6 separate regions of the Mus musculus genome follow, and regions 1, 2, 3, 4 and 5 are each linked to region 6. The links are chromatin loops, found by intact Hi-C in ENCODE. Cell type or tissue: heart. All regions are shown on one strand.

Region 1 (5,000 bases), 140 kb after region 6:
GCTAGATCACAAGGAATTCATTGCCTAAGCTAAGGAAAGAAAGCCCATCCCCCAAGGTTCCTTTTATATCTGGGAAAACGAGGGTTATAAGCAATGTGGCTGGATTTAGAAGCTATCTGAAATCAAGCCTGACTAACTGTTGACAATGTCAAATGAGCATTGAAACAAGGCCAAAACCATATGGAAACGGAACCAATAAGCATCCAGAGTATAAGCCAGACACCCCTGAGCTTAATTTCAAGGGTTGGGGGGACCAACATCAAAGGTAACTCCCCATTCAGGTGGCTCCCTTCACTGGTCGTCTGTATTTTACTATGAGGCTGCTGAGGACTGTATTGTCACTGACTGCCCCACCCCCTCCTTGCAGTGCTCTCCTGTATATGAATGACGACTTTGACGGAGGGGAATTCATCTTCACAGAAATGGATGCTAAAACCGTGACTGTAAGTAACCCTCTTCCTAAAATTGGTTTAGCATTTTAAATTCAGTCTTACCATCTTCCCAGGATCTTACCGATTGCTGAATTTTAAGTAGTTCTGAGCTCAAGAACTCAAGAGGTAAAGCGGGTTCTGGTGGTCTATACATAATGAAAATACTAAAGCATAAGTCGCCATTTCAGTCCATTTTGAAGATGAGCAAAGTGAGAAACGGGGTTTTTAAGAACTTCATCACAGTCATTTAAAAAATGTTAGGTGTGGAATCAAAGCCTAGAGGTCCTGTCGAGTGACCTGATGGGAACTTCCAGCCCGAGTCCCCAAAGCATTCACATCACAGACAGATCAATGGCTTCCAGGAGCCAGAGTGCTTAGGCTAAGCACGAACTCCCAAACGGGTACACATGTGCATGCAGATTGGTATAAACTGTTAAGGATAAGCCATGAACCCTTTAACTCCAAATGGATATTTATATTCAGTAGTGTTTAAATCAAATGTCACAGTCAACTATTTTATTAACAGTCAAAAAAAATGCCTTCAAAAACCAGCATCCTTAGCACGCACAGACGATATAGTTAGATTCTTTTGATCATTACACCAAAGATCAATCTCACTATAAGAACACTAAATCACAAAAAGAAGAACTTATGAATTATAAATTATTGATTACAAAGTCTCTTTCTTCCTGCAAAATCTAAGCAGCTGAGACATGTGCATAGGTAAGGGAATTTCAGACTCTCTCCATGTTTTGTGCATTCAATTTTAGCTTACCCATTTTCTTCAGTGGTGAAATATTCATGGAACACTATGGTGGTTTAAAGTGGGTGATATCTCAGGCTACACACTGACTTAAAGAAGATTCCTATTGCGGGTTGTTGAAATAGTTCCCAGAAACACAGGTATAATTTTAAATATTTCCTGCATTTGAACACAACAATGTATGTTCAAACAGACGTGCTGATTCACTGTTTAAAAAGTAAGTCAGTAAGTAGTTTGAGGCTTCAGACTCTGAGGATATAAACCAGGATTGATGATCTGGGCTGGAGTTTAAATCCCTGAAAAGGATTCTCACTTGTGAAGGAGCTTTGTGAACAAAACGTCTTATTTCCAAACTTTGAAAACATGGAAACTGAAGAAGAAAAAGGTTCCTATTTTAAATCACTCGAAAGAAAAATCAGACTGCTGGTTGAGGATTCCTTTGCTTCTACTCCATCTAGTGGCCATATTTGGAAGTGCCCCTGGTTGATGGTACAGGGGCTGGCTCTGTCTTTGCTGAGTGTATGTTAAATACCAACCTGCTGCTTTTGTGTGAAAGCAGGAAGGGGTGGGAGATGTGTCACTTGAACAGTTCTACACTTCTAATAACTGCGGCACCTACAAAAAAACACAGAATCTACTTCCCTCCAAAAAGTAAATGAAAAAAAAAAAAAAAAAAGTGGAAAACCGGAAAAGCTCACTAGCTCAATCATGTTCATTCATTTAGCAGAGTTTTAAGGTAGGAGTTCTTAAAGATGAGGAATTCTCATGTATCTGCTTTCCCTTAACAAACATAATCCAATCTCAGGAGAAGTGGGCAGGGTCCTTTCTCCCCCACCCCTCATTGGATACGGAAGGATTGTTTTGTTCCCAGCACCTACATTAGGTGGCTGACAACTGCTTCAGACTCCACATTCTAAGGACTCACACCTTCTTCTGGACTTCATGGACACTAGTACATGTGTTTATGACCTACACACATACAACCAAATACATACACACACACACACACACAGACACACTCGCACACTGGGATTCTTAATTTTGATTTTGCCTACTTCTGCCTTCTCGCACTCAGACCTAGGACAAGAGTTAATCTTACATCGCACTGAAGGGTTTTAGGAAAAATTCAGATCTGTTCCTGAGAGGGTTAGAAAGACATAGTCCCATAGCTGAAGAATGCCCCTGTCTTCCCACACACACAATGGCTGCTGCTGTGCTGTTTGCTCTTAAACAACCTCAGTGGAATGAGTAAGCTCTCATTATCCCCTAAAGGATGCAAAATGACATGTAATCCTATTACACACCTTTTAAGACATAGGACCACAGCCTCCAATACTCAGTGGCGTACGCTTGCTCAGACTTAAGATTCTCAGCTCGGTGCCCTCAGCAGTTCCCTGAATGCACTGACTGCCCTGCTGATAGTCAGCAGACAGCTGGGCATCGGGCAAGCTTTGAATTGTTGTTTCAGTCATTTCAGACCTCTGGAACCGTGAGTGGGTCAGCTCGAGGGGTGGTGTGTTCTCACCACTGGAGGCAACCACGTGATACCTGTATGACCCATGGACAAGCATAATGTAAAGGAAGTGAATTCAAAGCTTCGTACAGTGACAGCTACATAAACCATAGGTGTTTGGCTGGAAAACTGCCAAGGGTGTGCAACCATGTAACTGCCACTGGGGCCACCAGTAAAACTTCTCTGGTACCCCTCATGTCCTGGTTCCCTTCCAGTTTTACAGGGACCAGGATGCACACTCACATTAAACATCAATGGATCGATAGAATGAAGAGCTGATGTAGTGCAGTAAAGTGGACGGTTTGTGTTCTTGAGAGGGCAGGCTGTCACCAGAGCACATGCCACGTGATTCCTGTGTGTATGGGACCTGCCACCCAGGTCACCTAAGTGTTCTTATTATATAAGGGAAATGTTATTTTGAAACTTTATATATTTTACAGGTAAAAAAAATGAGAATCGATTTTTGTTTTCAGTATTCCATTATGAGGACCCCCATTGTTCCTTGCTTCAAATTTTAGCTGAGGGGAGTAATCACACCGAAGGAATGATAGAAGGTCACGTGGTAAGGAACTGGAAGTCTAATTGTCATTTTGTTCTCAGGCCTCTATAAAACCAAAGTGTGGCCGAATGATCAGCTTCTCGTCTGGCGGCGAGAACCCTCATGGCGTGAAGGCGGTCACCAGAGGCCAGCGCTGTGCTGTGGCACTATGGTTTACACTGGACCCTCTTTACCGAGAACTGGTGAGTCCACACCAGGCTCTCTGGATTGACTACTCTGTAAAGTCCTTTGCATCATCCCTAAGTCTGTAGTGGCTTTTGCAGTAAGATTTGGGGAAAGCGGAGGGGCTGGGAAGGAAGTTTTGTACCCAGTTGAATTCTAACTGTGAAGACATGTGCAGAAATAGATCCACTAGCGCATCTTCGTTGTCACAGCAAATGTTGACTATTGAACTCACTGGCACCATTGTACCATGGTACCAGTGGACCACGGACAGACAGACAGGGACTTTCTCCTGGTCATGAGTAAAGTTAAAAAAGCATTCAAACAACTCTGACTAGTTCATGCAGCATGCATGGGAAAGACGAAAGAGACCTGGAAGACCATTAGTATTTGCTACACTATTAAGTTGAATTTTAAAATAACATTATATTTGAAGTGTCCGGGACACTCACTGTTTCAATCTGTCAAGAGCCCTGCAGTTCAGACCAGCAGGCAGAATAGAAACTCCAGGGAGAAAGCAGTCCATTTCCTTTAGGGAGTACCTTCCAAGTCCTTCTCTTGACTCAGTGATATCATCAGCTTAAAAATATCCATCAGAGCGTCACCATAGCTCAAGAGACTGAGTGTGGTGGTCACTAAGGGTAGATCTGAAGCTGACACAGAAGTCTACTGATGACTTCAGAGTCTACTGAAGAGCTGAATGTCGATAAAGTGTTTTACACCTTTAAAGGTTTGTTTCTTGTTATTGTAGCATCTCTCTAGGTTGAACTGGTTGTACTGAAACTCACAATGTAGACAAGGCTACTTTTGAACTCACAGGGATCCTCCTGCCTCTGCCCCCAGTGCTGGAATTTAAGGGATGCACTAAATAGAGCTAAACATGCTTTCTTTCTTTAAATTATGTTTGTGTGTGCACATCTGTGAGTGTAAGTGGAGTTCTGACGAGGACACCTATCCCCCTGGAGTTGGAGTAAGCCACCAGACATGGCAGTTGGGAACTGAAAACAAGGCCTCTGAAAGGACCCTATGCATCGTAACCAAGGTCATCTCCCAGCCCCCGAAATTCTAGCCTTAAAATGATGTGCATAGTTTTCCCTTTAAATTTCTAAGCTAAACTAAATCCAGTTTCAGCAGCAGCAGCAGGAGTTTGAAAAGAACGTTTTATTTTTGTCTACACCCTCAAAACACTTTCTCTTCACGTCTAGGTAGGGCTTTAGGTCAGAACTGAACAGAAGATGAACAGAAGAAAAGTACAGGGGAGGTCGGCAGCCAGGAAAGGCGCGCACCTCAGTAGCATCTTATGTCGGGGCTGTAAGAACAGCTTGCACTAGCTCAGACACAAAGAAAGACAAAAAAGGCACCAATGGCCAGAACCTAGCAGAGGCCAGATAACTTTCTAGGATGTGTCGCATCCTCCTTCCCCTGTAGTTTCTCTTTCCCTGTGTTTTTAATCTACAAAATGCCAGCACCATTGCTCTATGCAAAGGTCTAGACAGCAAATTGTGGAAAATTCGGCACCCTACTTTAGTACTAATTTTATATCCGCCACTCCATCACAATAAATTGTAGCAT
Region 2 (5,000 bases), 93 kb before region 6:
TCAATAGGACAAAAAGGCAACCAACAGACAGGGAAAGGTCTTTATTATGCTAAATCCAGTAGCAGGCTAATATCCAATATATACAAAGAACTCAAGAAGTTAGACTCCAGAGAACCAAATAACCCTATTTAAAAGTGGGGTACAGCCAGGCGGTGGTGGCACACACCTTTAATCTCAGCACTTGGGAATCAGAGGCAGGCAGATTTCTGAGTTTGAGGCCAGCCTGGTCTACAAAGTGAGTTCCAGGACAGACAGGGCTATACAGAGAAACAGTCTCGAAAAAAAACATAAATAAATAAATGAATAAATAAATAGGTACAGAGCTAAACAAAGAATTGTCAACTCAGGAATATCGAATCGCCAAGAATCTCCTAAAGAAATGTTCAATATCTGTAGTCATCAGGGAAATCCAAATCAAAACAACCCTGAGATTCTACCTCACACCAGTCAGAATGGCTAAAATCCAAAACTCAGGTGACAGCAGATGCTGGCTAGGACATGGAGAAAGAGGAACACTCCTCCATTGCTGGTGGGATTGCAAACTGGTACAACCACTCTGGAAGTCAGTTTGATGGTTCCTCAGAAAATTGGACATAGTACTACACGAGGACCCAACTATACCACTCCTGGGTATATACCCAGAAGATGCTCCAACATGTAAAAAGGACACATGCTCTACTATGTTCATAGCAGCCTTATTTATAATAGCCAAAACTGGAAAGACCCCAGATGTCCTTCAACAGAGGAATGGATACAGAAAATGTGGTACGTTTACACAGTGAGGTACTACTCAGCTATTAAAAATGATCAATTCATGAAATTCTTGAGTTTCATGTGTTTCACAAATTGTATCTTGGGTATTCTGAGCTTCTGGGTTAATATCTACTTATCAGTGAGTACATATCATGTGTGTTCTTTTGTGATTGCTTTACCTCACTTAGGATGATATCCTTCAGATCCATTCATTTGCCTAAGAATTTCATGAATTCATTGGGTGGATGGAGGAACACCCTCATAGAAGCAAGAGGAAGGAGGATGTGATAGAGTGTTTCTGGGAGAAAGGGAAACTGGGAATGGAGATAACATTTGAAATGTAAATAAAGAAAATATTCAATAAAAACCCTTTTACTGCCAGTAGACTAGTACTAGTAGTAAGAGTGTTAAGGGTGTGTATGTGTGTGTGTCAGAGAGAGAGAGAGAGAGATGTATTATGTGTGATATGTCTATGATATGTATATGTGTGTGTGACCATTGCCCATCCTGGATGTTCCTACCCCAAGTCTCCCAGAATTATGTAAGTTTTAAAATCACCCCCCAAAATTGCATCTACCTCCTTGCAGCTGGTCCCGGTGTGGTTATTCACTTTACGACTGTACGTGCTCATAGGGCTTTCCAACTCCCCTGCTTCATCGTCACTGCTTCCATTGCCCTCATGGACCTATTGGACAATACTTCCCAAGGGCAGGGTGGGCCACAAGGTACAGATGGCTCTCATAGGGCAACTTTGTAGACTCGGTTCTCTATGTCCATGTCTCCACATTGCTTGCATCCTCAGGCTTGCATCCTCAAGCTGCAAACGCCTTTCTCCATTATGCCTCACTGGTCCTATCATTCTTGTATATTTTTAATTTTTAAATTTGCCAATTATCTTACACTTTCTTTTTCATTTGAAATCTGGAGAAAATTTGTGTTGGTTAATGAGATAAGGAAAATCTGTTGGAGGATGTTGTTGTCTGTGATTTGGGGACTTGAGAACAGTATACATATTTACAATGGTGAGCCTTCTTTGTTGTCTTTTGCTCTGTTATTTTGAGACAGTGTAGTTCAGCCTGGCATTGGCCCTCAGTCCTCTTACCCCAACGTCCTTACTTCAGGGACTACAAGTATAGGCAACCACACCTGGCTAACAGCAAATCTGCATTTAAACATCATGGGGCATATTTTTTATTCTATTGGGTTTTTTTAAAGATTTGCTTATTTATTTTATGCATATGAATGTTCTATCTGCATATATACATGCATGTCAGAAGATAGCATCATATTACATTAATAGATGGTTGTGAGCTGTAGAGTTGCTAGAATTAAACTTAGAGTGTCTGGAAGAACAACCAGTGCTCTTAAACGCTGAGCAATTTCTCCAGCCGTTCTACTGTGGTTTTTGTAGAGTTATATCATTTTCTTTATAAATATATTGCTTATTTCATGTTAGCTCTATTCCTACCAGTTTATGGTTTTTAATTAGAATTTTAGAAGTTGGAATATTTTTGAGAAAAACAGGTGATACATATGAATCTACAGACGAGGATAAAAATCAACCTTTGATTTTCCTAATAGTATCAGATTGCTCCCAATATATTTAAAGTATATTTTATTGTTAAATGTTCATTTCTAGCGTTTGTTTTCATTGGTCCCCCCAGCAGTCTGTTAATTTACGATGGCTAATAACAAAACAGACCACTAGATGGCACAATAACATACCTTTCTTGGATTTTCACAAACATTCATAGACAAGAAACCCATTCAAAAATTTATGTTGTTGTTTTATAGTTTAGAGCACTCTAAATACACAGACAATAGTGTTGATCTTAAGATCAATAGGAAAATGTATGCCTAAAGCAATCACCATGAATAATTACATTTCATTAACTTCCCTCGTATAAACATACTGTGGTTTGGTTTCCAGTTCTCTTCCCTCACTCAAAGCTGTAGAGTGGAATTTTGAACATTTTGGTTTACTTTTTCCTCTGCTTCTCCAGATGCCAAAACTTCATTTGCTACCTTAAGTGCACTTTCATCCTGACTTCTAGTATTTTTTGTAACTGACCAAGGTGGTTCAGGGCTGCCAGTGTTCTTCTGTGTAAGCACATAGTGTGCAGCGACTTACTTCCAAGAAGACCTTCCACACAGTAATTTTCAAGCACTATTTTGTGTTCCTTGAGTGGAATTTTAAGTAAACTTGGTCAAGTCCAGAACTACTCTATCTATCTATCTATCTATCTATCTATCTATCTATCTATCTATCTGTCTGTCTGTCTATCTACTTATATCTCTATAAGGTGATAGGGAAAATGTCAGAATGCAATTCTTAGCGAAAAATGAAAATTTCTTTGGTAAATTGTGTCAATTAGATATATACATGTATATCAGCATATATATTGGGCTGTGATTTTAAAACGTATTTCTTATTGTGTGTCACATACAAAAGAGTGTGAAAATCAAAATAAACCTTCCAGAATCTCTCAGGCTTTGTGTTGCCTAGTGTAATGTAGATCTCAAACCTTCACTTTCTGAACCAGTCCATGAACACACATGTCATCTCCTTAGGGGTCTTTGCAGGTTTCCTACTCCGACCTTCCCAGGGAGTGAGCCTTTGAACTGTACTGAAAGTTCCCCAGAAGTCTGAGAAGCCCCAGTCACTCCAGAGGTGCTAGGTTGTCTCAAGTTCTTCCACTTATCCTGGACTAGTGAGCTTCTGGTCCCCAAATATATATTTTTTTAAATTTTATTATTTATTTATTCATTTATTTATTTATTTATTTATTTGGTTTTTTTCGAGACAGGATTTCTCTGTATAGCCCTGGCTGTCCTGGAACTCACTTTGTAGACCAGGCTGGCCTCAAACTCTGAAATCCTCCTGCCTCTGCCTCCCGAGTGCTGGGATTAAAGGCGTGTACCACCACGCCCGGCTCTGGTCCCCAAATATCATTCCCTAAGACCCATGCCTGGTGTTCTAAAGGGATGGCTGGTGATGTCATGCTCTCTAGTGAAAGATTCATAAATGACTCAGTTTCACTGAAGAGTGAACACTCTTAACCCATACTCACCTCCTTGGCCCCATATCAATCGATTTTATTACAGCAACATCCTCATTATTCTGTTCATTGGAATTGAATTCTCAAAATGAGTATTTAGAGATGAAGATATTGTGTTTGCATTGAGAAGTGTGACTTCAAATGCCACTGTCATTCTTGTTTCTCTTGCGGATCGCTGTGAGCATCTAATTCTTGGAATTGTGTTGTAAAGTGAACATTTTTGTAGTGCAGGCTCATAAATAGTGGTATCAGGCAATCTACAGCGAAGATGAAAGTACAACAAAAGCAGTTGATTCTACTAGTAACCAGCTTAAAGAAAACAAAAGGCTCTGCACAGCAACCACTGCCTTTCTGATCTCAATGTTCTCTAATTATATATTTTAGCTACTTACCCTTCATCTAGTATTCTTGAGTACGAATATTTGACTTTTATATGAAATTAGTGTTTTTCTAAAAATGGTGTTTCTAACGCAGCTGCCTGTGGTGTGGGTTATAAGGGGGTAAGTTTTAGATGAGCATTGTGTTTGCCTTAAAAAAAATAAAGAATAGCTTAGTTAAGTCCATTTCTATCACATATTTCATGACTCTATTGAAAATGGGCAGACACTACATTTAAATTTTTGAAAAGTACTCAAAACTGGAACTCAGGACATATTTTCCAATATTTGATATATTTTGGAAAACTTAAGTCCTCTGCTTCTTTTCCTGTTCTGGCAAGTAAATAGAAAGGGCGAAGACTTTGAACATTCTGTCCCCACTGCAGAACTGCACCTGGGTAAGTATCTTGTGTGGCTTGAACAGTATTATCTGAGTAAAGGGAAGAAATTGAATGATCAGGTATAAAATTTTGATTAACATTACTACCTTAGTCAAGTTGATTGGCTCTGAAACATAAGTGTTCTCTAAACTGTGTGTAGATACTTTATATATCTATCATGGTGTAAAATATGAACTATCTAAAAATAAAGGGTAAGTAGGAATCATGTTTGTTCCTCCATATTGCTAAGGGTCTAACAAGATGCCAACACTAGGCCTAGGTTATTCTTATCAAAAGATGCACCAAGGTTTGCTGTACAGTTGATTATGATTATTTTATATTTAGTACTTCATACCTCAAGGTTACTCCAGGAAGAGATTTTCGAGCATAGCATTATATATTTTCACTTTATGGATGCTTAAATCAGAACA
Region 3 (5,000 bases), 120 kb after region 6:
TTTGAACTCAGGACCTTTGGAAGAGCAGTCAGTGCTCTTAACCACTGAACCATCTCACCAGCCCCTTATACTATCTTCTGTATCATTTTTAATTAACACTTGCCAGATGGCTTTCACTAAGTTAGACATAGGAAATTATCATTTTGGGGGTCAAATTTAAATTATAGTATGTTATTGTTTAGGTTGAATAGATGAGTACAGAGAGAACTTCCTGCTCTCTCTTTCTTTATTCCTAGATACCATTGTATTAGAACTTATCTTATGATCTTCCTATTGAGGGACAGTGTATTGTTTGTAATCTTTTGTGACTTCAATGACCTTTCAAGTGGATAATACTTTACACATGTCTCTGCATATCTATATACATATTTCAAAGGATAATATCTGGAGGTTCATTTACCAGGTCAAATAGTTCATTCATTCGTATTTTTGATTCACATTGCCAAATTTTCCTTCCAGATGGACTGTATTTTCCACTGTTCCTCCTCAGAATATATTATAAAATGTTTAGATGCCCCACAATCCCCTAGGTAAAGTTTAGTAATTCAAAATAGCTTTAGTTTCCTTTTTACTGAAGAGGAGATATTGGATATTCCCTCTCATACTTAGAAGCAGCTAATAGTATTTATCACCTAAGTCACTATCATGTCCACATCCTCCCTTTGTGGAGAAGTGACTGGCTGCTTGACAGGTCATGATTTCTTGGCTCAATGCACTTGTTATTTCTCCCTGTCTTCAGCATCAGTGCCTTTTATCAGGTCAGCTACAAAGAAATATTTTTCCTTTAAAGTGATGCTGAGGAAGAGGAGGACGAGGAGGAGAAGAAGGATTCAGACCAACATTTTAAAGTTGCCTTGGCAAACTCCCTCTTTTTCCAAGAGTAAAGTGTTATTTATTGTCCTGGCACCATGACAGTGATTACTCACTCATGTGCACACCATGACCAATGAATGCAAACTAGGTAAGCCAGGTGCTTATTATCTTCATCATATTAGAACTCCATGCTCAGAATATTTACATGGGCCACACAGTACAAAACAAGTCCCAGTTAATTCACACATTTTTGCTGTAGTGTTCCAGGAATTACCAATAAGCATTTTTCTAATAGCAACTATAGAGGATTTCTGCAAAGTGTCCAGCACCAAAGCCACCAAAGGTCCTCCCATCTGAGTACCTGAAACTGATCATCTGTGTAAGTGCTTCTGGCCATTTTGCTCAACCTTAGTTTGTCTCCCGTTTATTATCATCAATGCTGACATCAAGAGACACATTGAAGTTTCCCTCTGAAGTCATCTGGGCAAATCTGGCTGATTCAAATGTGGCAACACCTTGTTTCTCCAGTTGGTGAATATGTGAAAGCCTTGGAGTGCGCCAAAGCCTACCTGATGTTCCATCCAGACAATGAGGATGTCCTGGACAATGTAGACTTCTATGAGAGTCTGCTGGATGACAGCACTGATCCAGCATCCATTGAGGCCCGGGAGGTGAGACTAGAGTTCTGAGAGAGATCTCTTTAAACTGCAGTGTGTTTCAGGGACAACTGTTTAAAAAGAAACAAACAACAATGGCAAAAATAAGCACTGTCCTTAAGGATACATCAGAGATTTAATGTCTGTTCCAGATCTTAATTCTTTCAAATTTTTTCCATATTGGAAGTACATATTTCTCATAGGCACAATCTTGTGACAAACCTGTTGCCTAGGGGACCACATTTGCAACTCTGATCTTTATGTTAGCTCACTGACTATTATAACAAAAAGTTCCACTTGAGCATCTATCACATTTCTTAGTTGTTATTTAAATATGAATTCTATTTCTTTCCAGGATTTAACAGCATTTGTCAAACGTCATAAACTTGAAGCTGAACTGATCAAGTTAGCTGCAGAGGGCCTGGGATTTTCATATGCTGAACCGGTAAAAATAAGACGAGAAAATGAGCTGCTATTTAAAATCTTTTAAAAAATAACTTATTTAATTGTGTTTTATGTTCATTAATGTGTGAGTGTTAGATCCCTTGAAACTGAAATTGTAGACAGTTGTGAGCTATCATATGGGTGGGATTGAATTCAGGTCCTTTGGAATTGAACCCAGGTCCTTTGGAAGAGGAGACAGTGCTCTTAACCATTAAGAGCAGAAAATAGTGGTTACAATAGGGATATAAAGTGAATAAATAAATTAATTTAAGAAATAATTATGAAAGCTTGAAAAATAATAAAGCTACCATTTAAAAGATCTTCTTGGTGGATATTTAAATATTAATGCCCCACCCACATTAGTGGAAGAGTCTAATAACCTCTCTAAATTAAGCAGTTGAAAGAAGTCTTTATGTTATACAAGTGATGAACTTTAAAGATTTTGATAGATTCCCATGAGGCTGAGATCCAAAGTCAGAAGCAAATATCTTGTGCATGATTCATTTGCCTGTCTTGTTTCAGTTTTCTAGCATTTCAATGTAAAGTTTTGATTTTTTAATGCATTTTAATGGGTTAAACAAGCCCCATCTTCAGAAGGCACTGGGAGTCAGCCTCTGCACTGTCCTCTCTGCTTCATGTGTTGTCCTCTGATCAAGCCGGGGCACAGCGCCCTCTGCAGACCGCCCCTTGCTATAGATTAATGCAAGTTCTTGTTTTTATTTCATGAAACATTTACCTGGTTCTTTAGGTTGTTAAGGATTTAAAATATTTTGGCTACCTAGATAAATTTAATATAGATTAATTCTTTTGATATTCTAACTATTTCTGATTTCTTTCGAAAATACATAGTCCAGGGATCATGGTTATTAAACTATTACTTCAAATATATCCAAAGAGTGGACTCCCATTGCAAGAAGAAAATGGGGTCTGGAAGTTCTTGAACCTTAACTTATTTTCTAAAGAAAATGTTTCTGACACCTTCATTGTTTCTAGTGATATAGGAAAGTACAAATTTAGCAACCTTACAAGAGGAAAAGTATCCACCCTCCTCATATATGTTAAGTGCAAATGCTATGCCATCACTATTTTAACTTCTATTTTTCTGAAGGCAGCTCATACTATTTTCTCCTTTTCACATAATATTTTTTTCCTCTTTGAATTACCCATGTATAACTTTTTCCACTTATCTATTAATTACTGAATATTTTATGCAATATTCATGTTAGTGTGTTGATGAAAACATTAATTATAGTGTATTTTAATTGATTCCTAATTATGTCTTATTGGCAGCAGAACACTTTTTAAAATTAGGTTAGTTTAAGGTAATATTTCTGGTATAATACATATATGTGTTCCTACTTAGTATTTTGAAGAATTGTGTTTTCCCAAGGGACCCCAAAATATAACACCTACTTCATGGTTCTGTACAGATAACTAATCCAGCTGGATTTCTTTGTTGAAGTTTTAGTCATTATCCACAAAGCACTTGCATTGAGGGATCTTCGAAGCCCTTTCTGTTATCAAATTCCAAGTCTCTATCCAGAACCAGAGGACCAAGCACCTAACTAATTCCATACGGTCTTTTGATTCATTTGTTATCCATGGTGTCTTTGGCAAAATTGTATTAGCCTCCTCTTCGTCAATACAGAGTATAAGTTTCTGAATATTTCAAGTTTTCTAAGTATTTTATTAGGAGTATTTTAAATTTTTATTCCTATAAACGTCATTTTAGTACTAAATGTATATACCTTTTCTTCAACTGTAAACAGAATTACTGGATCAGCTATGGAGGACGGCAGGATGAGAACCGGTGAGTTCTCCATTTGCAAAACAGGCTACAGTGAGATGAGATGCTTGGGGCAGGAGATGGTGCCGGGAACTCAACTCCAGTAGATTAGTGCAAGCTATGGAATTATTCTTCAAGTTGCATGTTAGGAGCTTCATCCTGGATCCAGCTCTCCCACTCACTTCTGTATGGTTTTAAGGAATTACTTTTCTCCTGAATGTGGAGGGTTTTTTTGTTTTTTGGGGTTTTTTTTTGTTTATTTGTTTGTTTGTTTTGTTTTTTGAGACAGGGTTTCTCTGTATATAGCCCTGGCTGTCCTGGAACTCACTCTGTAGACCAGGCTGTCCTCGAACTCAGAAATCCGCCTGCCTCTGCCTCCCGAGTTCTGGGATTAAAGACATGCGCCACCACGCCGGGCCCATGGAGATTCTTTTTTAAAATGAAGAAATTAGCCAAAGAGTTCTTCAAATCCCAATTTTCTGTGATTACTCATTGCACAAGGCTGGATGTTATTTTTATTAACAAATTTTATAAAATTTCCTTTTTAAGATGGTTTTTGTTCTTTGAAATTTTCATACAACACATTTTGATCATATTCAAAATTTGCCTGTGGATGGTAAATTCCCTTACTATATTAAATTGAAATCAGGGTCATGTTTCTGTATAGTGAACTGTGTGTTATTACTAAGCAAATTGAAGTTAAGAAAAACCATTTTTAATATAATTGAAGTCAACTCATCTGTTTTTAAATAACTCAAGCTTATCCATGTTTGAGTTGCCTGTTTGGGATGACACAGTCCAGTCAACCTATTCTCAGATTGAGAAAGGCCATGTCAATGGAAGGGACCACTGTCAATGGAGGGCACTAGCTTATGGCTTTGCCACAATAAACTGGAAGATTCAGGTCTTAGAATCTTGCAATCAATCAGCCCTTGGGTGACATAATATAATTGGAAGAAAATATATAGGATATATAGGAGTGTTTGGACGTGCCATGTCTGTGTAGACTGAAAGGCTATCTACCATCACGGGTGCATTTGGAAAGCTTGACACAAACTGGCTCTTTCTCCTTAGAACAGTCAAGAACCTACTATTATATTAGAATATGGATTATCTCCACTCGATCATTATTCAGTGATGCATAATTCAGTTCCCTGTTCAATAAACAATGTAACATGGAGAATTAGGAAGGTGCACACAATCTTTTTTTGTTTTGCTTTGTTTTCTTTTCTCTTTGGGACAATATGCTGATATGAAGATAGTGAAACTAATTGTAATAAAAGATCAAAGAAAAGACTTTA
Region 4 (5,000 bases), 85 kb after region 6:
ATCTTCCTGCTGCGTTTTGGAGAGGGAAGAATTCTCCAGAATCCAGAACTTCCTGTATTTCTTTCTGCATTCATTTTCCTAATAGTTTGGGTCTTTGCATATAAGGAGTTTCAGGTGGCTGCTTTAGAGGAAAATATAACTATTTTCTCTGCCTGGAAATAGTGAGTCATTGGGATACAAGAAATAAAGATCCCAAGTGATGCATGTAGAATAAGCAACTGCCTGTACCCTATTCTCTCTTTAAGTCTGCATTACACAAATTGGTAGCATGTTTATGTCTGCTGGACCTATCACAAGTCTTCATTCTGTTACTTATAAAGAGGAGACTTTTAACACCTGTCGTAGAATAATATTTGGTGAAATATGATAATGTACTTAAAAACTATAAAAGTAAGGCAAAGGGGTGTGTGTGTGTGTGTGTGTGTGTGTCTGCTGTCTTTACCTGTGACATTAGCAACTTTTCTCTAGCATCAAAGCACTTTTCTGCCCCCTTGGGGCCAATTCACAAAATTGTGATGTCCCAAAACATATGCAAGATCCTGAAAGCTGCAAAGAAAACCCTTCCCGAAAATGGACTGTACTGCGAGCTAATTAATGTTCATTTGTTCGCTTGTGAATCCACAAACAAAGCTTATTTCTAAGGAGGACTGTAGCATTGGCTGCCCTTTGCATCTCAGACCAGGATAATAAAGCATTGGGGTTTAGGGGTGTGGCTCAGCGACAAACAGTGCTGTGTGCCGCTGGCATTGAAAGTGCTAAGGAGAAATCCAGAGGACCTTAGAAATCTATTTCCCATTGCCCAAGTTTCTTTGGATCTCGCTTTGGTTATTGTCAGGAGTCAGATATATTTGCCATGCTGCTGCTGACCCCTTCAAGTCAACAGAACTCACACATCCCATGTGTGCACTATTTAGCCTCTGGAAACAATATCTGTTTTCTTAAATATTTGGGGGATGATTCCCAAACTCTTGTAACTGGAGAACCACCAGCAAAATAGTTTTGGTGTTTTTAATTTTTTTCTTGCAAGGACAGCTGAGCTGGCTTAAACCTGTACTACTAAATAGAATTTCATGATCCAGTCACAGCTGACTTGTGAAAAAAAGCAATGAGATCACCCTATACATCATATATCACAGCTTTTTTAAACAAAAATCCTTGAGAATTATTAGACCTCACCTCTCTGACAGGACAGCTGTAAGGGGACTGGAGAGCAAATTCAATGGACACAAACATGGTAGGATAAGTTCCAGGTGCAGAGAGAATCACACCATATGTTTGGATTAAGGCTCAGCTAAGTGCAATAGGGCATCTAATGTTTCTTTTAGAAATAACCTCAACCGATGCTCTTACATCACTGTTTTAGACTTTAAGCACTTATCTTTAAGACTGTGATGATACCAAGACCCACGGGCAGAAACTCGAAGAAGGCAGATTTTAAGCAGTGCTAGAAAGTCTGGATTGTCCAAAGGTGGAAGGTGTTACTTTGGAAGATAATAAATTTTATGTCAATTGGTGTATTCATCGTGGAACATTTGAGAGATTCTTGCAGAGGATTCAAACACTGGTGTAGAGAGTAGGGTTGGTCCAGATGTCTGTGAAGCCCTAAGATTTCAATGGAGAATGTAGTGTGGGAATCTCTTCAACTTAAAGATGGTTTTAAATTTTCAAACATATGTCGCTTCATAAATGATATTTCACAGTGAAAGTATAATAGAAGTTAAGATGCAAGTCTACAAGGCTAAGAGTTTTCACAGCTTCCAGATAACAAAAGAGTAAGAAATACCACTAATATTGTATGCAATGGATTTCTTTTGTCCTCCAGCATCAAGGGGACACGGATGTAATGACAGAAAACTGCAACAGAGCATGGAAGAGTCAACTGAAGGGCAGGAGCATTTTCAAAGAGACCTGCTACCATACCTTATACCATAGGCCCTTCATTACCCTTAGAGAATGGTTGCAGGCCAGAGGGCAACAACTGTGATCTTGTCCAAGCAGTTTCAAACATCACTGACTCACCAGGAGCTTGTTGAGAGAATACTTAACAGATTATAGTCAGTGGCTCACAGCCATCTGTAATGGGATCTGATGCCCTCTTCTGGCACACAGGTGTACATGACGACAGAGCATGCAAATACAAAAAAATAAATAAGTCTTTAAAAAAGATTATTGTCAGGACCCCCGACCAGACCATTGCCCTCTGTAGGGATTGTACATGGAAAGTGCAATAATGCTGACTGGTCTAGATTCTACCATTGCTAGGCTGAGGAAAAACAGTACTTCTGGACCCTCTCTCTTATAGACTTCTTTGTCTTGAGAAATAACTTAATGTAGCCAAGGGAAGATGCATGAGAGTGTGTTCATGAAGTCCCTTAAGTCTATATTTTTAACATAGAACCCCCTCATCTGCTGTTCCAGAGGAAGGCTTCAAAATAGGCATCAGCTGCTCTTCTGTAAGTGAAGAAGGCCCAGGCGGCCCTAAGCAGAGATTTTTTTTAATTAGATATTTTATTTACATTTTAATGTTATCCCCTTTCCTAGTTTCCCCTCTGAAAAATCCCCTACTCCCTCCCCACTAACCTGCTCCCCAACCCACCAACTCCCATTCCTGGCCCTGGCATTTCCCTATACTGAGGCATAGAACCTTCACAGGACCTAGGGCCTCTCTTCCCATTGATGACCAACTAGGTCATCCTCTGCTGCATATGCAGCTGGAGCCATGAGTCCCACCATGTGTCTTCTTTGATTGGTGGTTTAGTCCCAAGGAGCTCTGGGGGTACTGGTTAGTTCATATTGTTGTTCCTTCTATTGGGCTGCAAACCCCTTCAGCTCCTTGGGTACTTCCTCTAGCTCCTTCATTGGGGACCCTGTCTAAGCAGAGATTGTTATACATTGAGGCAGCCTTTCTGAATAACTATGTTTAGTTTTTAGGATGTATTAAGCCAGTTATACCAATGATGCTTTTCTTTTGAATTTGTACAAATTCGCTGTGTGTATATAAAAGTTAGTGTGTGTGTGACAGAGATAACTGACCCAGTACTGTGGATTCACATGATGTACCCAACCCACAGGCGATGAGAGGCTTATAAAGGCCACTGAGCAAGGCTTCAGTTGAGCCAGAGCCTCCTCCCTTAGACTCCTCCTAGTCTTATGAGTTCCCCTTTCCCAGTTCTGCCTCCTTCATTATGAGCCCAGTTAAGAAATTGCTATATCTCTAAAGATGTCAGTGTGAGTGTAGCAGAGTATGAGAGACTAGAGAAAGCTCCTATGCTGAGGTGACATATGGAGGACAGCCACAAGGCTACTTGGAGTGGTGGACAAGACTCCTCGGGTACTCAGCTTGACTCCAGCCATGAGAGGGCTCAAGGTTGACACTGGTTAGATACTTTTGGGACTTAGTTCTCTCTTCTTCCTCAGTATCCACTGCTTCTCAGTCCTCAGCTTCAGCATCCGCCATGGCAGCTCCTCCCTAGAGCAGTCTTCCTTTCTGGCTCCATACAGTTATGGTGACAACCCATCAGTCCTCTTCACCTCCAGCTAGAAAAACCCTGTTCCTATGCTGTGGTAGAGGCTAAGGCTGGCTGTTCACTTGGACTTTAGTTTAACCAGCCTTTGCTAAGCTCCACTCCTCCGCTTTGCATCACCATTGTCTTAGCTATGATTTCTATTGCCTGTGATGAAACACAAAGCAAACTGGGGAGGGAAGGAAGGGTTTATTTGGTTAACACTTCTGTATTAGTGTTCATCATCAAAGGAAGTCAGGACAGGAACTTAAACAGGGCAGGAACCTGGAGACAGGAGCTGATGCAGAGGCCATGGAGGAGTGCTGCTTACTGGCTTGCTCAGCATGGCTTGCTCAGCCTGCTTTAAAAAAACAAAAAACAAAAACAAAAACAAACAAACAAAAAAAAAAACAGGATTACCAGCCCAGGGGGGACAGCACCCATAATAGCCGGGCCCTCTCCCTGTCAATCACTAATTAAGAAAATGCCTTATGTGCTTCCTTATAGCCCAACCTTATGGGGGTGTTTTAAAAGTTGAGGTTCCCTCCTCTAAGATGATTCTAGCTTGTATCAAGTTAACATAAATCCAGCCAGCCTAACTTTTTAATCAAATAAATATCAAATAAGAGAAATAGCCTTGTATATCTGTGGTCTAGAAAGGGTAACACCCAACTCTTGACCTGAGTCTTTATAGGAACACTACTGTAAAGGTAGGAAGGAAAAGACACTTTTCCTGACAATCAGTGAAAATTCCTCAGAGGAAAACCTCAGCAGGACCACAGGCCCAGCAATGGCCCCACCCACAATAGGCTGGGCTCTCTGCCATCAATCACCAATATAAAAAACGTCCTACAGTTTGCCTACAGCCTGAGCCTTATGGGGGCAGCATTTTATTGCTTCATTCTTTCTTTTTTCATCAATTAACCTATTTATTCACTGTATATCCTGATCACAGGCCCCATCTTCTTTCCCTAGTCCTCCCTCCCAGCTTTCGAATCCACTCCCCAGAAAATGGGAGGTCTTCTCTGGATATCAACCTCCCCAGGCCTGTGAATCTACAGTCTGGTCAGTTACATCCTCTCCCACTGATGCCACACAAGGCAACCCAGCTATGAGAAAGGGATCCAAAGGTAGGCAACTGAATCAGGGAGAGTGGAGACGTTTTCTTAATCGAAGCTCCCTCCTCTCCAGTGACTCTAGTTTGTGTCAAGTTGGCATAAAACTACCTAGCACAACAGATTTTCCTCAGGGGGTAGTGCAAATAATATGTTCCCATGAACCCTCCCCTAATCTCTCACCTGTGAGCAATGACTATTTCTCACAAATTGCCTGTTTATTGTCTCTATTCAGCATCAGAGCATTCCAAGGGAAACAGTAAACTCCCAGTGAGGTTATTTCAGAAAAATACCAACAAAAATATTAACCCACGCTTTTTCTTTTCATTTTTTAAAATTATGAACAAAGGGGATTTACTGATAACTACTCAAATCTAATTCT
Region 5 (5,000 bases), 56 kb after region 6:
CACTTAAAATAGTGACGTGATTAATAATCAGCATGTACTCGCTACATACCTACTACGTCACGACTTACGTGTATGAAAAGTCTGCATTCAGTGTGCAATGTGATGATGCATAGGCAACAACTTGCCTCTCCCAGTAGAGTCGAATCACGAAAGTGTGAAATTACCATTCATTCCATTTGAATTTATTAAATGGGAATGTTGTGTGTAAGGAGTTTTGCAAATAGTGAAATAAATGGCATTTGCTTCATGGGTTAAACCTTCTGGGGGTAGAATCAGAATGAGTGGAAAGCAAACGCAAGGGACAGAGACACAGGTGAAGACAGAGGAAAGTAGGGAGGACTTGAGAGCAGTGACAGCGTTTTAATCTAATTTTGAAGGGTAACACATACAACTGGCATAAGATGGGCCCGAGTGAAGGATGAAGGATATTATGGCAACTGGGATTCATTTTTCAAAGAAAGAGTTGAGTTCTATTTGTGGCATGCAACCTGAGATGCAAATAGTAAATGAGCTTGTCACAGGTCCTTGGGGAGAAAGACAGTGCTGTTCTCATTTGCTGAATCCCAGATATATGCCAGGCTCATCAGATAGGTTTTTTTCATGGAATTTTCACAACCATGAACAGTTGTATTTCCCATTCCACCAGGAGAGAAAGGATGCCTGAAGGGAGAGACATTCCCAAGGTTAGTTAGTAGTACATGAGGGAGAACCCAGGCATGGTAGGGTTCTAACATATATTCTTTCCAGTCCTTTGCAGTATCCTAATTTTGGAGGCATTAAGGCACTATTAAAGATAGGATACTTAAGAGCATTTCTCCAAGGAAGAAGCAGGCTGCTAGTGGTCTACAGGGAGGTGAGAGGAAAACACATAAGTCAGTCATCCTTGCCCTCCCTGCTGCTTGCTATCTGACAACTACAGCATGTCTGTGGACAGACTGTCTTACAACTCTTTGCTTTTCTGTCTGAAGCTTAATGAGCATGCTCACCCATTGATGGAATAAAAATAGCACTGCATTGTAGTATGATGGGAAATCTTTTCTTTGTCCCCAGAGAATATAGCTCTTCCAAGGAAGCAGAAAGCAGAGGCAAAAATTAGGTCACTCTGCCTAAGATACAGTGCACTAGCAAACGAGCTTGGACTTGACTGAATGCTGACAGCCATAAGAGCATTGGAAGTTAGAACAACCGGGAGAGAAATGTGTCTGAGTCTTGCTGATCATTAGCCAGGAAATATCCCTCAATTCAGATTTGGCCTTCACGGTTCCTCTAATTCCCACAAAATTAGTACGTGAATTTAAACAGTTCCAGGTTCATGTCTGACTTTCAGAAACTTGGCAACATTGACCTCTGAAGGAGTGGCAAGACTCAAGCCTTATAAATCTTAAGCCTCCTTTTCAAACAGAGACCTTGGGTTGCTTGATCCTTTACCAACAGTGGAAGATGTCTGCAACCATGATCCCCTTCACTCCAGGAGGCATAAGTACCTAAAAGCTTTGTGTTTCGAAAAATGTGGTAGTTACAAAGTTGGCTTTTGTCCAACCATTTCCAGATTTTGGTTACAAAACTCAGGTATTTCCTCAGATATTAGATTATCCTTAAACAAATACATTCAAAAATTTTGAAGTTTAAGTGACTTAGATAAAGCCACTGTCTCAGAAGAAAATTCTTAATTTTGTGCAGTCATAGTATCCCAGGAATCTAAAATTCCTCTGAGTTTCCCTCTTGTTATACTCTTCTGCCTGGAAAACTTTCTTATTTTCCCACCTTTAGGGTTCCCCAAATATAACTTACATAGCATCCAGATGGTACCCTTGGCCCTGCCAAATCTCAGACTACTAGTAGAATGCTTGCAGCTTCTCACTGTGTGGAAGTCAAAAGTAGATGTCAGCATGGCTAGTGGTCTTTGCCTGGTACCACAGAACTGCCCTTTACTGTCATCCCTTAGCTGGCATTTCATTCTTCTTTCCCACCCAAATGATGATCCCAGAATGAAGACTCTGACCTCTGTGAAAATCAGTGAGTTCAGCAGACAGGGTGGGTAGTAGACAGAGTGGAAGACACTGATAGTGGAGACCTTGGAGAGGAGCAGCAATGTGTGGGATGACATATTGAAAGTTTGACTTTTTCCAGTTCTGGCTAGTCATTGATCTCTCGTCTCCTTGGACCCTGTTTTCTTCACTTTAACATTGTGCCTGAATCTGTAGTGAAGGAATTGTGTTTAAAAACCAGTCACCACTCAGTGTCTTACCCTACTATCAGAGAGCAAATATCCACTTTCGATGCTACCTAATACAGCCAAAGATACCTAGCTGCATTAGTCAAATGCATGCCACACACCTCCTAAATCAAAGTGTGCATGTTGCAGAGAACTGTGAGGATCAAGGGACCAATAATCAATACCAATGACAGACTGAAGACAGCTATGCCAATGCAGCACCTATTAGCATAATAGATTCATGCCACAGAACTATAGAAAAGGGGTAGGAAGCCAGTGCAGTTTTGTCACTTGCTGTATCTGCTGCCTGTCAGACCTGATTTCCTCACTGAGGCTCAGTCTTTATCTAAGGCAGCAGCAGAGAAGGATCTAGAAATTTGGGTATGAGAGCAGAATGGCCATGCAGCTCTCTGCTGTTGTTAGCAGTGGCTCCCTATCCAGTAAGCGAGACGATGGCGGGGGAGGAAGGAAGCCATGGTATCACAGTAAAGACTCCTTGGCAAGAGTTGGTTGTTTTCTCCCTGAACTAAATCTGGCCTTTGTTTAGAGAATTTCCTTTGGTTTTGTGACTTCTCTAGTCCTTTCCCAGCATCCTTTTATTATCAGAGCAAGAACACCATGACCCTTTGCACAGGGTTAAAATAACAGCAGTAGCCCAAGGGAAGACTGGATTGTGCTGTTTATGTCCCTGCTATAACTTACTGTGTGCCTCAGCAAAGCTCGGGGCCCTGCTCCCCTCTGCCTCCAGGCATGTTGTTGAATCTGTCAAGACAATTACTCCTCTTTTACTCCTTTAAGTTGACATACACTTTGAGCCCTTTCCACTCCCCTCTGCCCTGCTCATTCTTTCGGCTGCCAAGTTGCTGTTAGCATTCCTGGGACTCTGTCCTCCCCATTCCATCTCAGAACTTTGACCTTTGTTTTCATCTCCAAAAGGCTGTGGCTCTTTTCCATCTTGCTGACATTTTACTTCCCTGGTGGGCAGAGAGGTCATCAGAACCCATTGTCTTCTTGCGGAGGTTAGAAGCAGGACCAGGAAGAAGTGCAATGGGCGCTGTTGACTGGTTGATGTGTGGGTCATCGACACTCATCCCTGCCTCCTTGGAGAAAGACTTCCCCAGCAAGCTGATAGATCAGCAGGGAATAAAATCCTCAAGGCATTTTGTTGGCGCTTTGAGGGACCACATAGAACAATATGTTTTTTTTTTTTTCCTTTTCAGAATTAGATCAAGTGTGGATGCAGGGTGATTCTGGGAACTGTAAGAGCTTGTCATCTATTATTTTTTTTCTTTTTCCTTTTGGATGTGTGGGTAGGGAGGGTGAAGACCTTCTGCCTTCTTGTGATCTGCCTCAGCTGTTCGTATTCTTTCTAATAATGCCATCTTCCTCAGCTAGGGATATCAAAAATATTGTCTTCTTTATGGCTGTCCCAGTTTGAATAGAAGCTCCATATCCTTGTTCGAAGGACCTGTGAGAGTAAGATGGGAAGGGAGTTTCATGGGGTGATCCTTACCCCATCTTTCTCCTGTTCAGAAAGTAGGCTTCTACTCTAAATCCTCCTTTCTCATTTTTCTCATTGTTCCTTCTTTTCTGTGGAAGAATGCTTCCAGATGCCAACATTTTATCTTTCTTTGAAATGTAGGTGAATTTAAAACTGTCCAAAAGGAAGACCTGACATCTTTACCACCTCTACATTCCCTGTAGTTATGGTCTCGAGAGTGTGCTGAGAGATATAGTGTAACACGGGCCACTCCATCATCCCTGTAGACCATCATGGGGATGTTAGAGAACCTGTGCTCACTTCGTGTGCAGGAGGATTTTGTTTCGGTGGAATGAGAGAAGAAAACATCCCTGAGCAGCAGGGAGGCAGGGGGAAAGAGCTGGGATGGAGAGAAGGTCAAAGGGCTCAGAACCAGTGGGCACAGATCTGGTTATGACTCAATGCCTTATAACCTCACTATTAAAGAAAACCTGTGCTTTTCAGCTCCCATGTGCCTGCAAATCACCTCCAGTAGCTCTGGGATGGAGTTTTAGAACAGGATTGATAGCCAGTTCCCGACTGGTGTCTTTGATTATTCTTGTCAAAGCCAAGCAGAAATCTAAAATTAATGCATACAAATTTTTCAAAATTAATTTGTAGGTAGTACAGACACCCACTATATACCCAATCCTTATTTTCAGATTTCTCCCTTCTCCTCCCATGTCTGCAGGGCTGGCGGCAGCTCCTGGGTCTTCATGGCTATAAATGAACCTAGCTTACCCTGGGATGAGGTCACATTTTCCAAAAGCATGTTTGTAGTCTGTGGTGAAGGGGAGGGTCTGTTTGAACAGTTGAGGACAGGGAAACATGTCCTTCCTAAGACAGACTAGAGTCTGGGCCAAGCCGGATTTGAGGACATTCCCCAGGCAGAGGAAATAGGGGAGGCCCGAGCAGCTGAGTGTGTGTTTATAATTCAGATTCTAGGGCATCCCAAGGAACTGCTGCTGGGAAAAGTCTCCACTATTTCAGTCTATCCTCTAAGCATCAGTACAGTTAGGACCTGAAGACGGATAGTTAACCTTATTAAAGTTCATCACTTCTTAGCTTCTGTCTCTGATAGATAAGGGTTTTTAGAGAGACTTTCAATATTATATATTCTGAAGTCAATGAAAAATATGAACACTTCCCCCAATTCACTTTAATAGACTCAGTTTTAAAGTCCATCTTTAGCCACAGGATGCTTATTCAACACTATGCCACTTCAGGTGAGTCCAGGAGAACACAGTGCTGACCCAAAGAGAGGGG
Region 6 (5,000 bases):
AGCTCTCCTCTTGCAGGGAAGGTGCCCAGATATCTCGTGTTCGACCCTGCCTCCTGGCAGAAGTTGTGATCCACTCACAGAGGTCTTAAGATCCCGTGGAGGGTCCTGTGGGTAGCTTTCGGGTGTCCGCAGACTCAGCGCCCAAGCTACCCTTGTGCTGATGGTGACCGGAAAGGACTTGTGCTCCTGATCAGGCCGGGTTTTCTGCTTCCCTATTTAATGCAGTCTCAGGTCCCACGCGATTGGATTGGAGCAGCAGCTGTGTCTACTCACCAGAGGACTTAAGATCCTGTGGAGGGTCTTGTGGGTAGCCTGCTGGTGTCTGCAGACTCCGCACCCAAACTACCCCGGTGCTGGAGGAACTAGAAGGGACCTAATCAAACTTTTAAAGGCACATCTTAAGCTTTTTGCAGAAAGCAGATAGACATACAAATCCCTATACTCCAGAATCTCAGGCTTTGAACATGCCCATAGCACATGGAGCCCTACCTCACAGACTTACTCCTCAGTATGAGGCATTTATAGAGACAGTGGTTTTTAACCTTGGTTTCAGAAAAGAAACAACTGGGAAGCATCTGCAAATCTCATTGGTTAGGTCGTTATCTTTGTCAGGGTTTCACTGCTATGAAGAGGCACCATGCCGGGCATGGTGTCACACACCTTTAATCCCAGTACTCGGGAGGCACAGGCAGGTGGATTTCTGAGTTCGAGGCCAGCCTGGTCTACAAAGTGAGTTCCAGGACAGCCAGGGCTATACAGAGAAACCCTGTCTCGAAAAAAAAAAAAAAAAAAAAAAAAAAAGGCACCATGACCAAAGCAACTCTAACAAAGAAGAGCGTTTAATTTGGGGGCTGGCTTACAGTTTCAGAGGTTCATCATTACCATTTTGAAGGAAAGAATGACAATATCCAGGGAGACGAGATGCTGGAGAAGGAGATGAGAGTTCTATATCTTGATCAGAAGGCAGCCATGAGGATGCTCTGATTTCATACTAGGTAGAAGTCAGGCATAGGAGGCCTCAAAGCCCACCTCCACAGTGACACACTACCTCCATCACCTACTCCAATAAGACCACATCTTCTGATAGTGCCACTCCCCATAGACTAAGCATTGAAACATGTGAATCTAGCAGAGCCAAAGCTATTTAGTACTACACTATACCAATTGAATCAGAATCCCTCAGAGCTAGGACCAAATATAAATTTTTATCATCTCATTCCAATGTTTTAAAAAATCTGAAGGGTTACTTAAGTGAATAATCAACCATATGTTGTAGAGAAGTACAACACAAAGCTTAAAAGACACGCCCCAACTGGGAGCCACTAGGTTGTTTGTGAGCTATGGACTATAGGCTTTGAATTCTGTCTAGGGTCTTTTCTCCTAAGTTTTTTTTTAGCTTTGTCCTGCAGAAGGTTTAGCAACTATTTTATCAGAGCACATTGAATTCCACTTAGTATGTTCTACATTTTTAGTTTGTATCAGACTCCTGTGACCTGTGTTCATTTCCTGCATTTCACTGTAAACTTGCAGAAGTGAGGACACTGGTATGATCACATCTTCTTTCCCCCATCATCCACACACCAGGGGCAGGCACTTAGAGATATTAATTTAGTGACACGTGTTCAGTGATATAGGAATGTCTATGATGTAGAGCTGAGACATGCAAAATTATCTTCACAGCTGATCTGTCTCCTAGATAGCATTTTTTATTCCGTGTGCTTCAAACCCTTCTCCAAATAGATCCATAATTTTAGACTCTGCCACCTTTATCTGAACAGTTCATCACCAGGAGAAAAAAAAAAAAAACTCTTTGCTAATTCTGGAGCACTGACCATCTAAGGCAAGATTTGCCATGAATGGAAATAGACAATTTTGAGAATTTTGGTGTAAAAATTAATATGTACATGAATCAGTTTTTTTTTTTCAGAGTTATTTAGCCAGCGCGGTTCATGGCCAAAAGGGTGAGAAACTCAACAAGAAGAAGGGAAAGGTTGCGACACTAGCCACCTTTTTTGAATAGTGACCATTTTACACAAAGACTTTCTTCAGCAAATTCGGGTCAGTTGGACAATATATGCGGTTCTTTCCCGTTGGTTATCTTTCCAATGGCCCAGAGACTGAGGTGAGATTCCCACAGACAGTTCCAGACAAACAGAAGTCCTCCCAGGGAATTGCAGGCTGGACTCCAGAGTCTAACACACTTTCCCCCCCTTTTTCTGGGAGTGTGGAGCCAAGGGACAGAAAAGAGGGGAACACCTTGGCTAAGAAGGTATTTATGACCCAACAGACGGGGAGGAACAGGAAAGCCTCCAGCTAGTTCCTTGGACTCTGGCAGCTGTTTCTGTCAAGTTTCCCACTTCTAGATTGATGTTCATTGCTTAAGTCCTGGGGTACTGGGTTTGTTAAACTGACTCTTTGTTCAACTCTCACAATAGGGATTTATGTCTGAATATCACTGGACATGTTGGGCATTTGGCTGCTTTGGATGAGGTAAGTAACAGAGGCCCAGTGCACATCTGGAAAACTGCCAAAGGCAGAACTTAATGTACAGCTCCACTTTCCTCCAGCGGTCTGAACAGGAAACTCGGGTTATTTATCGTTCTTGCCCAGTCTTCACATTCAATACAGGAACACATCCACACTTAGCCATGGGAGAAAGCAAGAGGGAGGAGACCCTGCCCTACAGGAGGGCGGGAAGCTTCTATTTTTGTGGGGCAGAGCTAGGTTCATCCTTTGCTTATTCTTAGCTGTATAAACTTGGGCAAACCCCTTTCTCCTCAAACCTACTCAACTGGCCAGGGGCCCTCCTCCCCTTCTCTAGAGCTTTTCAGGCAGTCTGAAATGCCCCTTCATGTTGCATCTAAGAGTGAAGGACTGCAAAGAGCAAGTCCACATAGATTCCAGAAAACGACTGTGGACCTCACTTCCCCAAGTGCTGAAGATAAAGCAACACCATCGTCTTCTGCCACCCACAAGGGACCCCACACGCAAAACTTGTCCCCAGGGGTCGGCCTCTCAGGACTGTGCTAGCTCTCAGGCAGCTGGAGCGCGGCTCGCGGAGGCTCGGCGGCAGGAGGAGCGTGTGAGCTGGAGGCGTCCCTTTAAGAGCGGCCAGCTGGGCGAGCCTCCGCCTCCAGGACCGCAGCGCTGCCGGCGGTCACCTGGGGCTGTCGCGCAGCGGGATCACGGCAGGATCGGCTCGCTAGCCCTCGGAGTTGGAGCGGGGCTCGAACGTGAGTTGCGGTGGGGCAGGCAAGAAGCGCGACGATCTCCCTCCACGGGTCCGGCGGAGGATGCGGGAGAGCACGTGGGTGTCGCTGCTGTTGCTGCTACTGCTGCCCACACCGCAGCGGGGCGGCCCCCAGGACGGTCGCCGGTCCCCGGAGCCAGAGCCCGAGCGCGGCCCGCTGCAGCCCTTCGACCTGCTCTACGCCAGCGGCGTGGCTGCCTACTACAGCGGCGACTATGAGCGAGCGGTGCGGGACCTGGAAGCCGCCCTGAGCAGTCACCGGCGCCTACGGGACATCCGCACGCGCTGCGCCCGCCACTGCGCGGCGCGCCGTCCGCTCGCGCCCCCCGGCGCCGGCCCCGGAGCCGAGCTGCCCTTCTTCCGCGCGGTGCTGGAGCGGGCGCGCTGCTCCCGCAGCTGCCAGAGCCAGCGCCTGGGCGGCCCCGCGTCCCGCCACCGCGTCAGCGAGGACGTGCGCAGCGACTTCCAACGCAGAGTTCCCTACAACTACCTGCAGAGGGCCTACATCAAGGTACTGAACGTGGCTGCGCCCATCGCGGGTGACCCTAGGGTTGGCTTTGTGGGATAGGGGGTGGGGTGGGAGGGAGCATTGCTCTACACTCCATCCAGCCTTTCGCAGTGGCTCTGCTTTGCGTGCAAGTAGAAGCCCAGAGACTAGACTAGATGAAAGTGGGCAGATCAGCTTTGCTCTCTGTCTCAGCGTCCTCTTCACTCGCAAAAATGGGCTGTGCCAAGAAGAGCATATCAAAAGTGTCTTTCAACACTTCGGTGGTTGTGCTCTACCTAGACCTAGAGTAAATTCTTTGACATAGCCCACTCCTGATCTCCTTTTAGCTATCCCTCTTACTCTGCAGTCTGATCTTCTAAGTTTAAGAAACGGCCCTAAACGGTCCTAAAAGTTATTTCTCTTCAACTAAAGAAGAGCAACGAGATAAAAAGTCGTGGAGGAATGATGCTTGAAGCTGTATGAGGCAATCTACTGAAAGTGCGGATTTCTTTGGTACTGGTTTAGGTTCCTGGGGTTCCCACCATTTAGGACCACTTCACCTCAGATGCCCAGCGCTCTCTGCTTTTACTTGCGTCTATGTACCTTCCCCGGAGTTGCTGTCAGGAGGTATACAATCAAAACTGGCATACCCCAGAGCCCCAGTTAAAAAGACCTAACTAGCTGCATGGCAAAAATGTAGAATGAATTACCCAGCCCCTCACTTCCACAAACTCATGTTTCTCAGGGTCACATTTCTTATGCCTATCTTTCTGAGTCAATATATCCAGGTCTTTCAGACAGCAGTGGGAGGAGTTAATATGGTCACAACAGAGACCAGATCTCAAGAGCAGTGTGCATGGTGCTGAGGTTCAGGAGTTGACTAGTTCGGGTCAAGGACTGACAGAGAACCCAGAATTCTCTCCAGGACATGTGTGTTGTCTGTTCTCTTGTGCTTTCCAATGGATTTGCTGAAGACATGTATCACGCATAAATCTGCCTTTTAGAAAGAAAAGGGCACAGTTTTTCCTGTTCTTTCAGAAATTAGTCAGTTCTGGGGGAGGGACTAAGCTGGTTCCCAGAGCAGAATGTGAGTGATCCTGTCGTGTGGTCCTTTTGAGAGTCTGGGCTGCAAGGGGGAGATGTGGCCATTTTGCTGATGAGTCTGTAGCTCGTGGCAAATAGATTTTCTCTTCTCCGGACGAACAGGAGAAGAGAAGGATGCATACTCATCCTGTGAAAATAAACAGCCATGCAGTCAGCATG

Evidence for each region. A loop is a pair of places that touch in the nucleus more often than their neighbours do. Peaks named below come from ENCODE experiments on the same cell type or tissue, not always from the same donor. Only the 100,000 strongest peaks of a DNase experiment are listed, where the experiment ranks them.
Region 1: it touches region 6 in a loop (5-fold over the local background); 7 of 42 quality-filtered maps call a loop at or near these places.
Region 2: a loop joins it to region 6, with 2.6 times the contacts of the local background. A loop is called at or near these places in 8 of 42 quality-filtered maps.
Region 3: a loop joins it to region 6, with 2.9 times the contacts of the local background. A loop is called at or near these places in 6 of 42 quality-filtered maps.
Region 4: a loop joins it to region 6, with 8 times the contacts of the local background. A loop is called at or near these places in 11 of 42 quality-filtered maps.
Region 5: it touches region 6 in a loop (2.3-fold over the local background); 4 of 42 quality-filtered maps call a loop at or near these places.

Annotation. Positions count from the first base shown.
Region 1 is chr16:25,964,172-25,969,171 of GRCm38, reverse strand. P3h2 (prolyl 3-hydroxylase 2) reads left to right here. Exons shown (of 15, transcript NM_173379.3): 13 at 368-443; 14 at 3,308-3,448. Among named protein-coding and RNA genes, the nearest start is that of P3h2, 140 kb to the left of the region's middle. In heart, no CTCF peak of the experiment used is centred here; no DNase peak of the experiment used is centred here.
Region 2 is chr16:26,196,795-26,201,794 of GRCm38, reverse strand. No RefSeq gene overlaps it. Among named protein-coding and RNA genes, the nearest start is that of Gm41436, 53 kb to the left of the region's middle. In heart, a CTCF peak has its summit at 2,454 (motif pointing right); no DNase peak of the experiment used is centred here; H3K27ac peaks cover 166 bases.
Region 3 is chr16:25,981,416-25,986,415 of GRCm38, reverse strand. P3h2 (prolyl 3-hydroxylase 2) reads left to right here. Exons shown (of 15, transcript NM_173379.3): 5 at 1,342-1,484; 6 at 1,825-1,914; 7 at 3,683-3,723. Among named protein-coding and RNA genes, the nearest start is that of P3h2, 120 kb to the left of the region's middle. In heart, a CTCF peak has its summit at 2,585 (motif pointing left); no DNase peak of the experiment used is centred here.
Region 4 is chr16:26,019,040-26,024,039 of GRCm38, reverse strand. The region is part of intron 1 of P3h2 (prolyl 3-hydroxylase 2); the gene reads left to right. Among named protein-coding and RNA genes, the nearest start is that of P3h2, 84 kb to the left of the region's middle. In heart, CTCF peaks have their summits at 502 (motif pointing left) and 2,092 (motif pointing left); no DNase peak of the experiment used is centred here.
Region 5 is chr16:26,047,608-26,052,607 of GRCm38, reverse strand. The region is part of intron 1 of P3h2 (prolyl 3-hydroxylase 2); the gene reads left to right. Among named protein-coding and RNA genes, the nearest start is that of P3h2, 56 kb to the left of the region's middle. In heart, no CTCF peak of the experiment used is centred here; DNase peaks (open chromatin) are centred at 2,787 and 4,567; H3K27ac peaks cover 4,491 bases.
Region 6 is chr16:26,103,977-26,108,976 of GRCm38, reverse strand. P3h2 (prolyl 3-hydroxylase 2) reads left to right here and starts at 3,164. Exons shown (of 15, transcript NM_173379.3): 1 at 3,164-3,761. The coding sequence starts at 3,294. In heart, CTCF peaks have their summits at 3,078 and 3,738; DNase peaks (open chromatin) are centred at 3,126 and 3,686; H3K4me3 peaks cover 2,570 bases; H3K27ac peaks cover 2,933 bases.